2 separate regions of the Homo sapiens genome follow, and region 1 is linked to region 2. A link is an interaction called in ENCODE POLR2A ChIA-PET data of the cell type or tissue named here. Cell type or tissue: Panc1. All regions are shown on one strand. Links, peaks and the distances in the headings refer to the core of each region. The heading gives the core; the rest is flanking DNA.

The links. Peaks named below come from ENCODE experiments on the same cell type or tissue, not always from the same donor. Only the 100,000 strongest peaks of a DNase experiment are listed, where the experiment ranks them.
Region 1: POLR2A ChIA-PET joins it to region 2 with 17 read pairs; 2 of 35 experiments call an interaction of 5 or more read pairs at or near these places.

The regions. Positions count from the first base shown.
Region 1 is chr4:181,262,809-181,271,161 of GRCh38, forward strand. LINC02500 (long intergenic non-protein coding RNA 2500) reads right to left here and starts at 2,221. Exons shown (of 2, transcript NR_149139.1): 1 at 2,137-2,221. In Panc1, for the core only: no CTCF peak of the experiment used is centred there; no DNase peak of the experiment used is centred there.
Region 2 is chr4:181,314,882-181,323,234 of GRCh38, forward strand. No RefSeq gene overlaps it. Among named protein-coding and RNA genes, the nearest start is that of LINC02500, 54 kb to the left of the region's middle. In Panc1, for the core only: no CTCF peak of the experiment used is centred there; no DNase peak of the experiment used is centred there.

The DNA of each region.
Region 1 (8,353 bases), core at 208-8,207, 52 kb before region 2:
GATGTTGTCCCGATTTTATCACATTCTTTTGTGTTTGTGTTTAATTTATAAGTGGTAACATTTGGGTTTTTTATTCTAAGCTTCAAATTCTCTTTACTTTCTTGATTTCTTATTTTAGTTAAAACTAAACAGGGTATTATGGCTGATAACTACTAGTTAAAATTAAATTACCATGAAGAGAAAAAGTGAAATTTTATCCTAGTAACATGACGATATTTTTCTTTAAATTATAGGTTTGAATGTGAAGTTTCATAATACATAGATATGAGTTTCTCCCAATCTCTAGCAGCTAGAAATACTCTAGCTAGGTACAAAATATTCATCATGCTAGTTGTTTTAAATATACTATCGATATCACATGTAGAAAACCTGGACTTAACTCAGACCTTAGTATGAATTCTGGCTCTTTCTCTTACCAGCAATATAACTGGAGTAAATTATTTATCATCTCCGAGTCTTGGTTTCTTCAACCATAAAATGGGGAGGCACTCAACCTCACAGGGACATTGTAGAAGACTGAATAACAAAATAAATCTTTAATACTATTAATATATTTAAGGATGGTCCTATTGCAGGTTACAATTTTTTTTAACCATTCTTTCTGTCTTTTCCATTCAATGATTTTGTAAATGCCCATTGCTCTGGTATTTATTAGGATGTCTGAGTGCTTTTAATTTTGGTCTGAACTGAGTCAAGGAAACAGGTGATTCGTTTTGCCAACGAAATAAGAATTTACTGACTTTCTGAGTTATGTAAGTTTTGTTTTGCTCTTATAAATTTGAGCAGGGAGCATGTAAATGCTGCTTTCAGAAGAATAAGGGGAAGCAAAGCAAAATGAAAATGAAATAATTCCCCAAAAGGATTTCCAAATCATTTCTACTGATTTAGGCAAGAGGGGGTGGGGACTCTGTCAAAAAGGTTCCCTGGACCCAGCAGCATGAGCAAACCTGCTGGCACATCTTTGCCACCACAAAAAATTGGCTCTGAAACGACCATTCTGTGTTAGTTTTACCTGCATGTTTTCAGTTGTCACTAGCCTACTCAGGGGACCGAAGAAGAAAGCTTTTTTCCAGAACCAGTAGGTCTACAGGGGTCTGAGAGCAGGGATCTGCCAACAGAAAATTAGAGTAATAAGGAAAGCACATTAACAAAGGCTCTTTTTCTTTTAAGAAGCATAAAAAAGAACCGTCCCATCAGATGTGGCTTCTTCTAAGTGTTACTGCACTTAGCAATTTTTAAAATTCTCAAAATATAAAATACGAGAGAAAAGGAAGTGTGACATTTTACTTTTTGTATGTTTTTCTTCAGACTGGTCTCATATGCTAATAATACCTATAACTTATTCTATTTACTTTCACCTATAAGCTATAGATTTAAGTTAGTGAAGGTGTCAGTGTGCTATATATAGGGCCACATCGTTAATTATACATTTTATAACTTTTGGGTGAATTGAATGCAAGATAGGCCAGATGCTGGGAGTGTTCTGGGTAGAACTGCACTGTTAGACATACACAGGAAGGGATTTAAAGGGGGAAAAAAGCAACTATCTCTTCCTAATTCAGCTCAATCTCTAGCTGATTATTTTGGCTTCTCATCTTAATGGTAGCGCCCGAAAATAACTTAGAAAAATAATCACAAACTCTACACTCTAAATCTCATATCCTAATAAAGGAACCCTATAAACCAACATTAAGATAGGTGAGAAGAATATAAGTGGTATGCAATTTAAGGAATGAAATAGCAGCAATTTGCATTTCTTCTGTCTCATTCAGTAGCATTCATTCTTGTTTCTTATTAAATAAGTCTTGTAAGGTACCTTGAAAACACCAGTGGCAAAGTGATGGACCGGTCAAGAGACGCTTTAAAAATGTTGGTCTCCAGGTTTTATAAGCACAGTGCTTTGAGTGTTTCGTGTTTGAAGATGATGAAGATAATTAAATGTAAAAGAAAAATCTCCTTCAAATAGGGAGCTTGCAAGCAAGATAGGTACATACACCATTAATCATACTGTGATTTAAGCACCTAGAAAGTCATTGCTCAATTATCACTGCTAATGAAGAGGAGCAGTAGTGCCGGTGATCCAACATGGCAGCTAGAATAATTTATATTCAAGTCAAAATGACTTTTGGTACTTACATTTGAATATAATGGTGTCTGGTATTCTGGGACTCCTAGCTGAGCGCCCAGCAGGCAGGAGGGTTCCCACACATGCACTTGCTCATTGTTCCCTTGCAGAAGCAAAGGAAGCAAAGGAAGCATGCGTGCTTCAGCCGGTAGAAAACGGCTCAGCGGCTGGGGCTCAGCTTCCTAAACCAGTGACAGGGCGCAGATCGGTGTGTTTGCTACTACCCAGGCCTGCAGTGGTGCAGCGGGATTGGGGGAGGGGGATGGGGGAAGACTTCACCTGCCTGATATTTGTGTGTCTGTAGACCATTAGTGGATAAGTAAAAGATAATGACGTATAACCAAAAACATTTTAATGAGAGTAAAACAATGCATGAGAAATCAGAGCAGTAGGTCTGCCCAGTTTGCTAAAACAGCCCCTTCGTAAAAAATATATCATGTTACTTGATTTACCCGAACCCAAGTGCCTAGGCATAACTTATTTCAGCAGTGCCTGCCGTTTAATAGAATACAAGATAAATTTTTGCATTTCTTCAAACTGTTGTATTTCCTACTTTTAGCCTGATGGTTGGGTTAGATCTAGTTTTTAAAGTGGGGAGAAGAGTATGGCCGGGAGTTACAGCAGGTGCTTTAAGGAGATGGCAAACATTTCAGGATCAGTGTGGTATTAGAAATAGCTCTGCAGTAGGAAAGCTGCAGAAGTCTTGCAATCTTGCTGTAATCAGAAGGCAGTGCGAGTGCTGAGATCATTTTATTACAGAAAGAATGAGATGTGGGAAGGAAGAGAAAATACATATCTATGTTCTTAATCTTAGTATATTGACTTATATTTTGTTTCTCTATTTTTCTCATAAGAATCTTTTTTTTTTCCTAAAAGACATTGTTGCAGAATACTTTATCTCAAAACCATCACTGCATCATTATAAATGTATTGTTTAGGAGGATTTCAAGGTCTTCCAGATATGAATGAAAAATCATTTATTAGCAGATAAAGTTACTAATTGAATGAGAGGTAACCACGGTCGCAATTGCACATTGTTTTAACAGTTGTCCCGAGAAGACACTTCCAGACTGATAGGCCTCAAAGAAAAATATGTGTTGTATTCTACAAATATTAATAATCTAGACACAAGTGTTAGAGATGAAACTTAGGGAAAAACAATACAATTCATGGCTTCAGTGTTTTTAATATCTAATGGGGGAAATAGTACTCATAGGATTTATATAGTATTTTTTTTTATTTTGGCTATACAATTTGCACACTGTGAGTCATGCAAGCTCAATACCGTGTGTTCAGAATGAGAAACTTGTCTTGTTTCATTTTTGTATGTTCCCAGTGCAAGGTAAGTTTCTTATACATTTAAGTGCACATAAAATATTTATTGAGCTGAAATAAAAACTATATTTTGCTACTCAAAAGTAACCAAATGATCATCATCACAAAGAAATGCATAAAAAGCAGGCTGATGAGAGGATAGTGAAACAGCCATTCTTACTGTCATATATCTTTTTTTCTTTCTTTTAAAAACTGTAGAGTAAGTAGAATTGAGGTAGCTGGTTCTTTGTGTTAGTTATGAGGCTTCTACTTGTGAGTATAATAAAGGTGATCCTAATAGTTAGTGGAACTATGGTAATTTGTTGGATCTCATAGAGTCTATGGGTAGCAGCTTCAGGCCTAGTTGGATCTAGCTGTTGAAACAATACTGTCAGGGATTCCCGTACAGTTCTCGAATCTGCTTTCCTCTCCTTTGGCTTTTTTTCTGACACTGTCTTTTCTCTTACTGACAAGTTGAACTTCAGAAACTTCAGGCTTACATCCTAAGTACATATCTAATGATAAGGAAATCTGGCAAAAAGGAGTACATATTTCCATAGTTTCACCCACAACATCTGGGCTGACACTTAGAGATTCTGATTGACCTCTCTTGTATCATAAGCATTTTCTGAGTCAGTTTCTGGAGCTGGAAGAAGTTGGCCACCCTGATTGACCAGACCTGGGTCACATTTCAGAATGAGGAATGCTCAACTCCCAAAGGAAAGGTAAAATGCTTCTAAGAGTTGTTGGAGAAATGGTTATTGGGCAGACAAAAAGAGTCTTATGTAGGGTAAGAACTTAAGTGTTCATTAAGCTGAAGTATAAGATCACTTAAGTATCTTGGCAGACAGAACACCAAGAAGACATGTTAGCCTACAAATAGACACTTTGGAAAATTTAGTCACAAATCGTTATGGTGTTCATTTTGGGATAAGGAGTATTTTCTAATATACGAGGAAAATTTTTAATATAAAGATATGGGAAGTAAAGTTTTATTCCTGTGTGAGTCACTACTTCCTTCAGAGTTTTTCTTTTTTACCCAAATGGTATTTTATCAATGAGGCCTTTCCTAACTACTCTCTGTAAAATAAACCATGCCTTACAAGCCCTTCATGACAGCCCCAGCACTTTCTATGCCCTTTATCTTGCTTTATTATTTTTACATATTTTATTACCATTAGGCATCTCATGTATTGACTTATACATCCTATACATTTATTGATTATCTGTCTTTCCTTATTAAAATATAAGTTCCATGAAAAATTTATTTACTTCTCACTGTTCATCAAGGTGACCAGTGTTTATTCGTTGAATAATAAATATTTGGGGAGTGGATATGTGAATGAATGAATGAATGAATGAGATGTTTTAAGTGGTCAAATTAGATTTTCAAAAGCCTAAGGAAATTCAGTTCTGTGTGAATAGATATAATTATTTCATTGATTATGAGTTTTTAAAATAATAACACATAGAATGAAATTTAAATACATATACTTCTTAAATGTAAGGGAAAATAATACAGAACACCTGAATTGGCTTTAATTTATCCAATTGTGTTTATTGCTGTAAACCTAAGTTACTAGGTTTTGGTCAGGCTGGAGATTATACTGATATTACTTGCGCTATAAATTATGTTGCTATTTATATACTGATATTACACTATAAATTATGTTGTTGCCTCTCTCAGTACTATCAAATGCAATAAATAGTAAGTCTATTTAGAGTGAATGGTTCCATAATAGTGGGGTTGTAGTAGACATAAATAATTTTCATGTGTTCATTGATATATAGAAACATCTCAGGTACAACTGAGATAATACAATCATTTCTTCCTTGTCAGTGCAGATGCCTCTTTTGTCAACAATATATTGTAGTCAAAGTGTTTTTTTACCAACCACACCCCAGGTACTGCAAAACACCGTTCAGAGTGCAAATTGATTTGTGTCTAATTGGGAAGATACATAGACAAGAACAGCACAAAATCAATGCATTTAAGTCCAATTTAAACTACATAAGTTGTTCGTTACTTCTTTTTAACCTTCATGATACAGAAATAGGGACATGAACACCTGTACAGACCCAACAAGCCTTCTCTCCTCTGACACTCTCCCAACATAATCAAATCTTCTCTGTCCTCTGAAGTATACTTAAGGTCTACTTCTCTTTAGATGATATGTGGTGTCTTTGGAATATCTCTTGCATTCTTCTGTTAAATTGTCATTTATCTTGGTTTCCACAAGTATAGACAAGTCACATTTTGATGTGATCATAAGTGTAGAAACAAGAAAATGTAACATGTATGGATAAGAAAATGCCAAGCACATACAACGAAAACGTTACATTTAAGACATAGTTTTCTTTGTCCTAGCTATTCTCTATAGCTTCCTCTGTAATGTCAGGCTTCTAATAAATGGATTTCCCAAATGTAAAGCTTGTAAGTATCATTCCCTCTGCACAAAAGCCTTCAGTGATCCTTCACTACCTCCAACATAAAGTACCAATACCATACTTAGGTCAATAGTCATAACCCTTTATTAAATGTTTAATTCTTCACCTATTACTCAAAACTGTTTGGAGTCAAAGGGCTTAAGCAAATTCTGTCTTTGTTCTTGCTGTACTGCATAAAGTATATGAGTGAAGTATCCCCGCATTCTTACATAGGTTTGTGAATTCCTAAGAATTCAATGTCCACCTCAAGTTCCAATTTCTTCATGAACCCTTATGATATTCCATAACCACCATGCTTTTTCCATTGTTTTGTATGACTTTTTAAATCTTTTCCATATACAGTCATTATCCCATTAATTTGCCAAAACCTGACCATATCGTATAACTTTCTGGATCCCTAGGACTTAGCTGATAATGATAACTCACTAAATTTGGCTGATACTTGTTGCAGTGATGATTATGATAAGAATTATGGTTTATAATATATATTGCATGTTATTGGAAAAAGGCCATGTATTCAGAGGAAATTAGATTGAGAAATAGTTCACTAGTGAGAAAATTCATTTTTAAAAATAGAAGGAAATTATTCACAATTTTAATTTTCATATATTTTTACATTAATATATTGATCACAGTATTGATTATACTTACACACTGAGGGTGCTAATGTTGTGAATTAAATAAAATGATGCGTTTTATATATATGTTATATTTTATAGTTCAAAATATTTTAATACCTTCTTGGCCATGCTATTCGAATCCTTAATATTTCTTTAACGCTTTTTGTGCCTATGATAGTTTTGCTTAAAATATCATATAAGATATAATTACATGTATGCCATGGAGCCCTGTATTAAAGAATATTAAAAAATTACATTATTGTTAGAATTTTTCTAATTGTTCATAGTGTGGGTTGGCCCAGTTTTTTGTGTGCTAAATCTTTTGGAAATTGTTCAGCTCCACTGAGGTAGAATCTATTTCTCTTTCTTCTTGAATCTAGCCCCCAGGGCCACTGTTATATGAACATTTTACCCTGCTAAATTAAGAAGCCCATCCTTGTTGTTTTGTATGCACCTTATTTAGGCCATCAGCAGACAAAATGGAAATTGTATTTTGTAACCCACAGTGTGGTCCACAGGGGAAATGAGCAGTTGATAAGTATATATCCAGTACACTTATTCTAAGTGATAATTAAAATCGGAGCAGAGAAACGCAGAAGGAGCCATGGAATGAAATTGTCAATCTAAAAATTGTCAATTTGAAAATCTCGCCTGATTTTTCTGCAATCAGCAGTTCAAGGAACCTTATCAAGGACCCATCTCTGCCTTCCTAGGTTCAATTTGGAAGAGAATTAAAAAAGGAGAAAGAAAGTTTATATTGCATAAAGGCCTGCTGGTGCTACGATAGTTAAGATGATATTGGTGTTTCCATTACATTCTGGGGTGAAATACTGCATAAAAGGTCAAAGACATGGGTGACTTGTTCCTTACATTAATTAATTAATTAATTGACTTATTTATTTTTTACTCAGATGGAAAATATTATTCTTCTCCTTTAAAGAAAACTTTGAATTGTTTTGTATTTCAAATGTGTATTATTCAAATATAACCTAACACATTCCCTCCTGAAATTAGACTTTTATGTATGTATGCATAGAATCTTTTGTCTTTCCTGTTTCTATACCTTAGCATTCTACTTGAAGAAATGAAATTTTGTTATTGAACTAAGAAAATCAAGAGAATATATGTTGACCAATTTAATGCTATACATTTTTATTTCCTGACTCGGGATTCAGTCTTAACTATTCTCAAACAAATGCTATACTATAGAAAATAATCTTTATTATACCATCCCCAAACCTTTTCTAAACCATGCATTTACTATCAAAAACTTCTAAAACAGTTAAAATCAAGAAATAATGTGGGTGCATAGCTCTGGGTTCAAACCCTGACTTACTCCTTACTGAGTGACCTTAGGCAGCTCATTTAACTTTGCTAAGCTTTAATTTCTTTATCTGTAAAATGGGAATAAAAGTGACTACTTCATCCTAGGCATTTCTGTGAAAATTAAATGCATAAACAGAGGTTGGCACAGTGCTTGCCACCAAGTAACTGATCAGTAAATGGCTGGCTTTCTAACGGCTACATATGAGATTCTCAAAGAGCTACCAAATAAAGGTACACTCAAAACCAAAACTATAAAATGAGTCAAATGAAGATGTTGTAGATTGGTTTCTTTCCTATTCATACACGGGAGAAACTTTTTTTGATTTTATTGTCCTACTAGGTAAATAGTATACAAATTCTTTAGAAATTGCTTTCTGACATTTTCCCCCACTGTTATAGAGCATAAAGCATTAAAATTGGACATACCAGGATCAAAGTGGATAAACCATTCATTTGAAAGACCGCTCATTTATTATGGTAGACAATCCCCAAGTGCGCTCTATGGGAAGAAAGAGAGAGA
Region 2 (8,353 bases), core at 118-8,117:
CTCTTATCACATCATTTTAATTGCTATAATTTCCCTCGTTTTGAATAAGTCTTGATGTCTCATGTACACTTTGTTTTTCTTCAAAAATGTCTCAGATATTTTTGGGCCTTTGCTCTTCTATGAATTTTAAAGGAAGCTTACCAAGTTTCAAAAAAGGTTGCTAAAGACGTTTATTAAAGGAATCTCTAAATATTGTATATATTGTTGCTATTTTAAGTGTTATTTAAAAATTGTGTAATTTGTTTGCTGTTAGACTATAGAAACATATATTACTTTTATATTTGTATTTATTCCTATGCCCAGCCACTTTGTTATGCCTTCTTATCTGTGCTCATGTTTTGTCTAGCAGATATTTAAGTTTTAGGGGTTAACAATTATTCCATCAAACTCTATTTCTTTTTTTCTAATCCATATATTTATTTTTGCTTCTTGACTTATTGCCCTGAGTATAATATTTAGTGCAAGCAGCTTTATTGCAGCCTTGACTTTAATAAGAATGCATTTAAACATTTTACAATTAAATACAATATTTGCTGTAGGGTTTTTATAGATATCCTTTATCATCTTTAGTAGGGACTCTTCCACTTTTAGCTTTTTAAGCTGGTTTAATCATGAATAGATATTGAATCTTATTGACTATCTTCTGCATTTATTGACATAATCATATATTTTCCCACGTTTAATCTATTTATATGGAATATAATATATTTTCCATATGTAAATATATTAATATATTTTTATATTTCTGTCTTTCTGGGATAAAACTAACTTGAGCATGATGTATTTTTTATTGTTGTAATAGTTTTGTTAATATTTTTCATTTAAAATGTTTACATTTATATTCAAGAGTGAGATTGTAATTTTAAGTGAAATCATCATAAACATTGATACCTGTATTGAGCTCATATTTTTTGAAGTACCATTTTAAGTGTGCTTACACTGAATATTCATTTGTTTCAGAAACGTATCAGCATTTGTATAATAATACAGTTGTTAAAACATAGACAGCTTGATTTTGAATTCTTCACTTACTGATTCTACCACTTACTGATTCTATGTACTTTCTTTCTCTTAGCCTCAATTACCTTGTCTGAAATATGGACTTAATAATTGTGCCTACTTTATGGGAATATTTTATCATTCATATGAAGAGCTAACACAGTACTTGGAATATAGTTCACATTAAATAATGACTACTTCTGTTATTTTAATTTTATTAAAGAAAATTATATTTTAATCATGTCAACAAATATTTTTATTTATAACTTAAATTTGTTAAACTTTGCTGTTCCTAATCCTTAACGGATCTGTTATTTTAAAGGGGACATTTAGAGTATTACTACTTCTAAATTGCCATTCACAGAGATTTTCATTTTCCGCATTATGGAACAAAAGACAGTTGGGGTTTTTGTTTGTTAGTTTGTTTTTAATACTATTCATCCGAACTTCCAGTCCTCCCCTTGAGAATATAATGATATCACTTGCTGAGGTCAAGAAGAGGTGGAGCTGTCCACCAATAGAAGCTACATGGGGACAGCACGATAGAACTCTGAGGGGCCTTTGAAGAAAGTGTCACCCCTGTGAACAATAGTCCACCCAGTGCACATTGGATTTATCTAGCTTTCCTTCCTCAAAAAGGAAGGATATTCTGCAATCAACTATAGCAACTCTTTCCACTTTATAACACTTTCTTAACATTACTTAATTTAAAAACACTGTCCTTACAGAGAGGCTTACACTTTAGGTATACAGTAAAAGTATATACAGAGCAGTAGGATTAGAGAATGAAAGTTCGATAGCTAGACAGCATGGGTTCAAATCACAGTCTACTGCATTAGGTTAGTGATTGAACCGAGGCCTTAATTTTCTCTTCTGGACAGAGGATAATGGTTGTTGTTTAGAAGAATAAATGAAATAATGTGCTGAGAATGCTAATCTATAGCCAGCACTATGTGTGTTACTAAAATTATTATCTTTATGCTATACTAGAAAAGGCTGTCTTTGGTTTAACTTTTGGATATTACCTAACAATATGTTTTGAACATGCCTCAAATGCTCTACTTAATAGATATTTTTTCTTTAGTCAATTCAAATCTTTTGAAATGTTTTAATCCACATATTATTGTTTAGTCTTAGGAAAGATACATATTATGCCTAAAGATCAAATTATTGGGCCATTATATATAGCACTCTGATCTCCAAATGAAGCACTCTAAGCATTTTTAAATTTATTTTCCCTTATAATAATCACAACTTTTTTCAGAAAAGATGATTTTTATGTAATGATTATACCACAATTTTCTTTCGTAGAATCCATAAAATATCCCTAATATTTTCAATGTGATAAATACCTGCCAATTTAGAAATTTACACTCACAGTATCCAAATGAGTTATATTGTATCTTGCTAGAAGCAATGTATCTGTATCAGTGTCAAAATACTATGGACAACACAGTCATTATTCCAAGTCAAATTTTTATCCTTAAGCCCAAATATAAATATATTTTCAAATAAATGCACTGCTTCAATCCCCAGTAAATATATTTTTAGGGGAAATGAAAGTCAGTTCAATAATACCCATGGGCACCTAATACCCTTGCATAATCATTCTGACTTGGTTGAGAAGAGTTGTTGTATGGACATTACCTACCTTATAGGAATGCTGTGAGGATTAGAGAAATATCTGAAAAATGATTTGAGCTTCTTCAGGAAAGATGGTATTAATATGAGATGGTATTTTTATTTCAATGAGCAGGGGATTGAAAGAGGATTATTTCCTGAAGTGGAAGGGAGGCCTGGTGGTGAAGAAATCAAATGCTCCACCTTAAATAAGATGGATTACAGTGATATCCAAGGGACACTCAGCTGGTTCAAACCTTAGTTGCAAGAAAGAGGAAGCAGCCTCTAATCCTCCAGCCAGTCAGCCTTGGTTTGCCTAAATAGATCCATTCTAGAGGAAAGTAGGTAGCGATGGAAAATGTTTGGGGTCAAGACAGTCGATAGCTATTGAGCTCATATAGTTTATTCTCTCCATGTCACTCCAGATGTGATGCATTATAATTTATGTAAAACTGGGAGGGAAGAGCACAGTAAACCATATGATTAAGCTAGATATGTTTAAAGCAAATGTCAACAGGTAGGAACTATGCATCTGCACTACCACATCTCTGGATATAGGTACACAGACAATTAATCTGGGCGTAAAAACCCAACAGAAACTGGTTGATTTTAGAGCAAATCTAGTCCCCCATCCCCTCCACCATCATGAAGTTACACAAATCAGCACTGCTTGGTTCTTATTCTGGGTAGTTAAGCATATAATAAAAGAGTAGACTTCTACCTTCTTAATTGATTTTTTATTTGTTTGTTGTATTAGTCAGAGTTCTCCAATGAAACCAAACAAATAGGATATATATATATACACACACACACACATACATATATATACATATACATATATATATTATATATGTGTCTGTGTGTGTGTGTATATATATATATATACACACACACACACACACACACATATACACACACACACACACACGGCCAGGGGGAGACACAGAGAGATAGAGATTGATTTGAGAGATTTATTATGGGAATAGGTTCCATGTGATTATGGGGTCTGAGAAGTCCCACCATACGCCATCTGCAAACTGAAGAACAAGGGAAGCCAGTGGTGTAATTTAGTTCGGGGTTGGGAACTGGGGTAGGGGGTCAAAAGGCCCAAGAATTGGGAACTCTGATGTCCCAAGACAAGAGAGACGAACGACCCTGCTCAAGGAGAGAGAGAGCTCATGCCTGTAATCCCAGCACTTTGGGAGGCCAAGGCAGGTGGATCACTTGAGGTCAGGAGTTCGAGACTAGCCTGGCCAACATGGTGAAACCCCGTCTCTACTAAAAATACAAAAATTAGCTGAGTATGGTAGCTGGCACCTGTAATCCCAGCTACTTGGGAGGCTGAGGTATGAGGATCGCTTGAACCTGGGAGGTGGAGGTTGCAGTGAGCCAAGACCATTGCACTCCAGCCTGGGCAACAAGAGCAAAGCTCAATCTCAAAAAAAAAAAAAAAAAAAAAAAAAAAAAAAAAAACGGGGAAGAGAGAGAAAGAATTTTACTTCCTCAGCCTTTTTGTTCTGTTTAGACCCTCCACGGATGGGGCCATGCCCATCACATTGGTGAGGGGGAGTTTTCTTTACTCCTCTACTGATTCAAAGGCTAACCTCTTCCAGAAACGCCCTCACAGAGCACCTATGTGGGCATCCAGCAGCCCAGTCAGTGTGACACATAAGATTCACTGTCACAGTTGTTTTTCTCAGCAATCACAATCCTTGTCATTTCATCGCTTTATTATATTTAATCATTGTTGGTTTTGCTGCAGAATATATTGTGATTTTTAATATCACTACTACAAAAGACACAGAATATAGTCATGTGGATGATATTTATTCATAATTCATGATTCAAAGTGCAGTCTATATTGGAAAGTGAAGTAAAACCAATCTAGTTTGCATCAGGTACAACTATGAGATGGCTCTTAAAAAAATAATTGAAAATTGATGTTAGCAGTTAATAGCAGACAAACTCCCAAAATCTTTATTCAGTGAAAGATGAGAATTGTAAAACCTTCAGAAAAATCTGAACTTCCTAAAATTGAATGGGGGAAATACTATAGGTAAGGCATAAGTTAGAAAGCTTTGGCTCTGTGGAAGATTCAGAGCTGGCTGTGTGATGTTGGAAATTCACTTAAACTGTCTGAACTTCTGTCATTGTCTTAGGGTGAGACCTGAACCCCAGTATTTTTTTTTTAAATATCCATAGTCAATTCCAATATGTAGGCAGGGAGAATAACCAGGATCGGTACAGGCCAGTCCTTCTCAAATTTCAATGTGAGTACAAAGCACTTGGGAATCTTGCTGGGCTGGTGCCTGAGATTTTCTGTGTGTAACGAGATCCCGGGTACTGCTGCTGCCACTGGCCTGTGGCCCACACTTTGAGTAGCAAAGACACAGGTGATAGTTTGGAGGGTGGCTAACGCTTATAGGCGAAAGCTATTCATTCATTCAGGCTACTCTTCATCTTCAGTACACTCCTTACCTGGAATCCAGCATCTCTCTCTTCTAGAAAGATCAGAGCTATTTCTAGTGGAGCCAGCTGTTCTATTTTAGGTTTCCACCAGAAAGACTCAGGAATAATAAATTTGCACACCTTTGGTTGGTATCTGTTGTGAGCATTTACGAAAAAAAAATGTAAGGAGTTGCCATAAATCTATTATATTTCTATTTCTAAAATATCACCGTATAAATTTTTTTAAGCAACACATTCTCACAGTTTTCTCCTCAGGTACTTAACACTTAATATCAAATCAAAATGTACTGTTACACTTCATCTTTCCCTTGAAGTTTAAAACATTCCTGTAGCACAAAAGCATTAACAAAAGGATGGATTCTAATGTATTTCCAATGGAATATTAAAATTAGTCATTTGTTTCCTTTCTTAATGACTTCTGTAAGTATGTATTATTTATAGAAAATTTGTAAGATGTTAGATAAGTGAAATTCTATCTTATTATGATGAATCGTTGATTAAACCTCCACATTATTTTTACAGGAAGTCAAAGCAAATAAATGTAGCACAATTTTCTCTATTTCTACTCTATTTTTCTTTACAATTGAACGAGTAAGTTTAAAAGCACATGCCAGAATTGCCCCCAAAATATGTTGTAATTCCATTTCAATGTGACAGTGTATTTCAGAAGAAACAGTTTCTCAGGTGATCTGGGATAGGTTACAATGTTAATCTCACAGCTGTCTCTGTAACTCTCAGTACTCATAAATCATGTGGTCTGTAATAAGAGAAGTAAGTTTGAGAGGTTAGAAATCTTAAGAAAATTGTGACGGGGTGATAGATGATATGAAATGACTACATTCTAAAGATGTTATATAAAGGGGAATGTGTTGCATTTGAGATAAGTGCCTCCTGGATTTTTTTTTAGGCAGAAGAATATTAGCAATGGAATACATGGCATTCTTCAGCAACATTACTTGATAAATTTTAAGCATTTCTATATCAAAGAGTTTTATACATAATCAAGCTTCATCTGCATTTTCAGGAAGTCTTACTGGCCATTCTGATTATTTTGGAGGTTTCTGAAGATATCTTGTGTTCTTAAGTGTACCTTGTGGAGTTGTTGAAAATATTCAGTTTCTTTTCTAAGTCTAAATTCATTAAACAATCTGAAAAGCATTTCACATACAGTGTAGGAAACAGAAACCGTGAAAAAATAACCATGGGACTAGACTCTTTTTTATTCCTGTGCTGGACTGTGAGGGCATTAGAATTTATCACAGTGAGCAAATAAACTTTGAATACCATTATCTAAAAACAAAGAAGTTGAGGTCTTTATAAATGCTTGTAGACAGAGCACTGTAGCATTATTTCAGTTTTTGCACTATTTCAACTTTTGCATTATTTTAATTTTTTAAATGGCTAATTTAAATTTAAGTAGAAAATAGTCTAATTCTTTAAATAATATGTAATAATTTTGACTCGGTTAATAGCCCAGCACTTTTCCACATCACTATGAAGAGAATATCTTTTTACTCTCGGTATTGTATCTCCATTTCCTCTGAACAACCTGTAGATAGATAAGGAGAGTAAGCATAGAACTAGGAAAGAATTCTCTGAGGAATTCATGTTATGAATATATTTTTATTTATGCTCAATATTTTACTTTATGATATAATAAAGCACTTGTATATTGCTAATGGTTTAATCAATCTTTATGTTCTTTTGAAATGCCTGCATATATCAGTAACATTTACCAGTGATTTTTAAAAAATTCATATCACTCTGAGTTGTCAAACCTAAGTTCTATAACAAATATACATGCTTAAAACATATTGTATTCAGAATGACCTTTTCTCATTTTGCTTGAATCCTTAAAATAATTGTTTTTGATTGCTATTAAAAATATATAAGCACACTGTCTTTCCATAACAGGAAACATATATCAAATTCTATATATTTTTATGATCGTGATGTATTTGAATGTATGTACTAAGCGATTATGCTCTAATGATTGGCTGCTTTTTACTTTTCAAATAATATTTTAAATTTTTTGAATACACTTAGATTTATAGAAAAGTTGCAAAGATAATACAGAAAATTCCCATAGACCCCATACCGAGTTTCCCCTATTATTGGCATTTTTCATTAGCGTGGTTCATTGGTCACATTAATGCCCAATTCATTCAGACTTTTCTGGTTTTTAATCTAATGCCCTGTTTCTGTCCCAAGGCATTAGGTTAAAACCCAGAAAAGTCTGAATAAAGTATGGACTGTAGTTAAAAATAATGTAAGATCTTGGGCATCCTGCCCATCCACGATACCACGCATGACAGCTAGTTGTCAGGTCTCCTCAGGCGCCTCTTGGCTCTGAGTTTCTCAGACTTTCCTTGTTTTGATGACCTTCACAGCTTTGAAGAGTATCAGTCAGGTATTTTGCAGAATGTCCTTCAGGAGGGATTTGTCTGATGTTTTCCTCATGATTAGACTGGGGTTATGAGTTTGTGTGAAGAAGATCACAGAGATAAAGTGCCGCTCTCATCACATCATATCAAGGGTATATACTATCAGCATGACTTATCACCATTGACGTTAACCTTGATCATCTGACTTCAGGTAGCGTTTGTCAGGCTTTTCCACCGCAAAGTTAAAGAAAATCTCTATGCACAGCCCTCACTTAAGGAGTGGGGCGTTATTCTCCACCTCCTTGAGGGGCAGACTAACTACATAAATTACTTGCCATTCTACACAGGAGATTTGTCAATTTCCCCCATTTATTATTTATTCAATCATTTATTAAGACCAGTTTGTACTAATGGACACATATTTTATACTTTGGGTTGTAATCCAATGCTACCTTATTTATTTTGTTGCTCAAGTTGTTCTAACTTTGGGCCTTAGGGGCTCTTTCAGGAGGCTCTTGTGTCCCTTTGACGTACTTGATTGAGCTACTTTTAAGCACAGAATAGAAATAATGTGTATCTGCAGATTTTGAGACATTTGGATCTCCTAATATTTGGAAGCTAATTTTCCTAAGAAAGTGAATGGCACAGTGAAAAAACCATCCAGTTTGTTATGTTATTGGGCACGATGCTAGTGATCTGATCTTGAGGAAATTATTTAACTCTTGTGAGTCCCAGTTTCTTTGTTAAGGTGAGAATACTTTTAATCTGAACTACATAAATTGCCAATATTCTACAACTTCCGACCTACAAAGCAATAACCTCACACAGTCCCAACTTAGATGTACCCAGTGCATGGGACTGTTGTAAAGAAGAAATGAAAC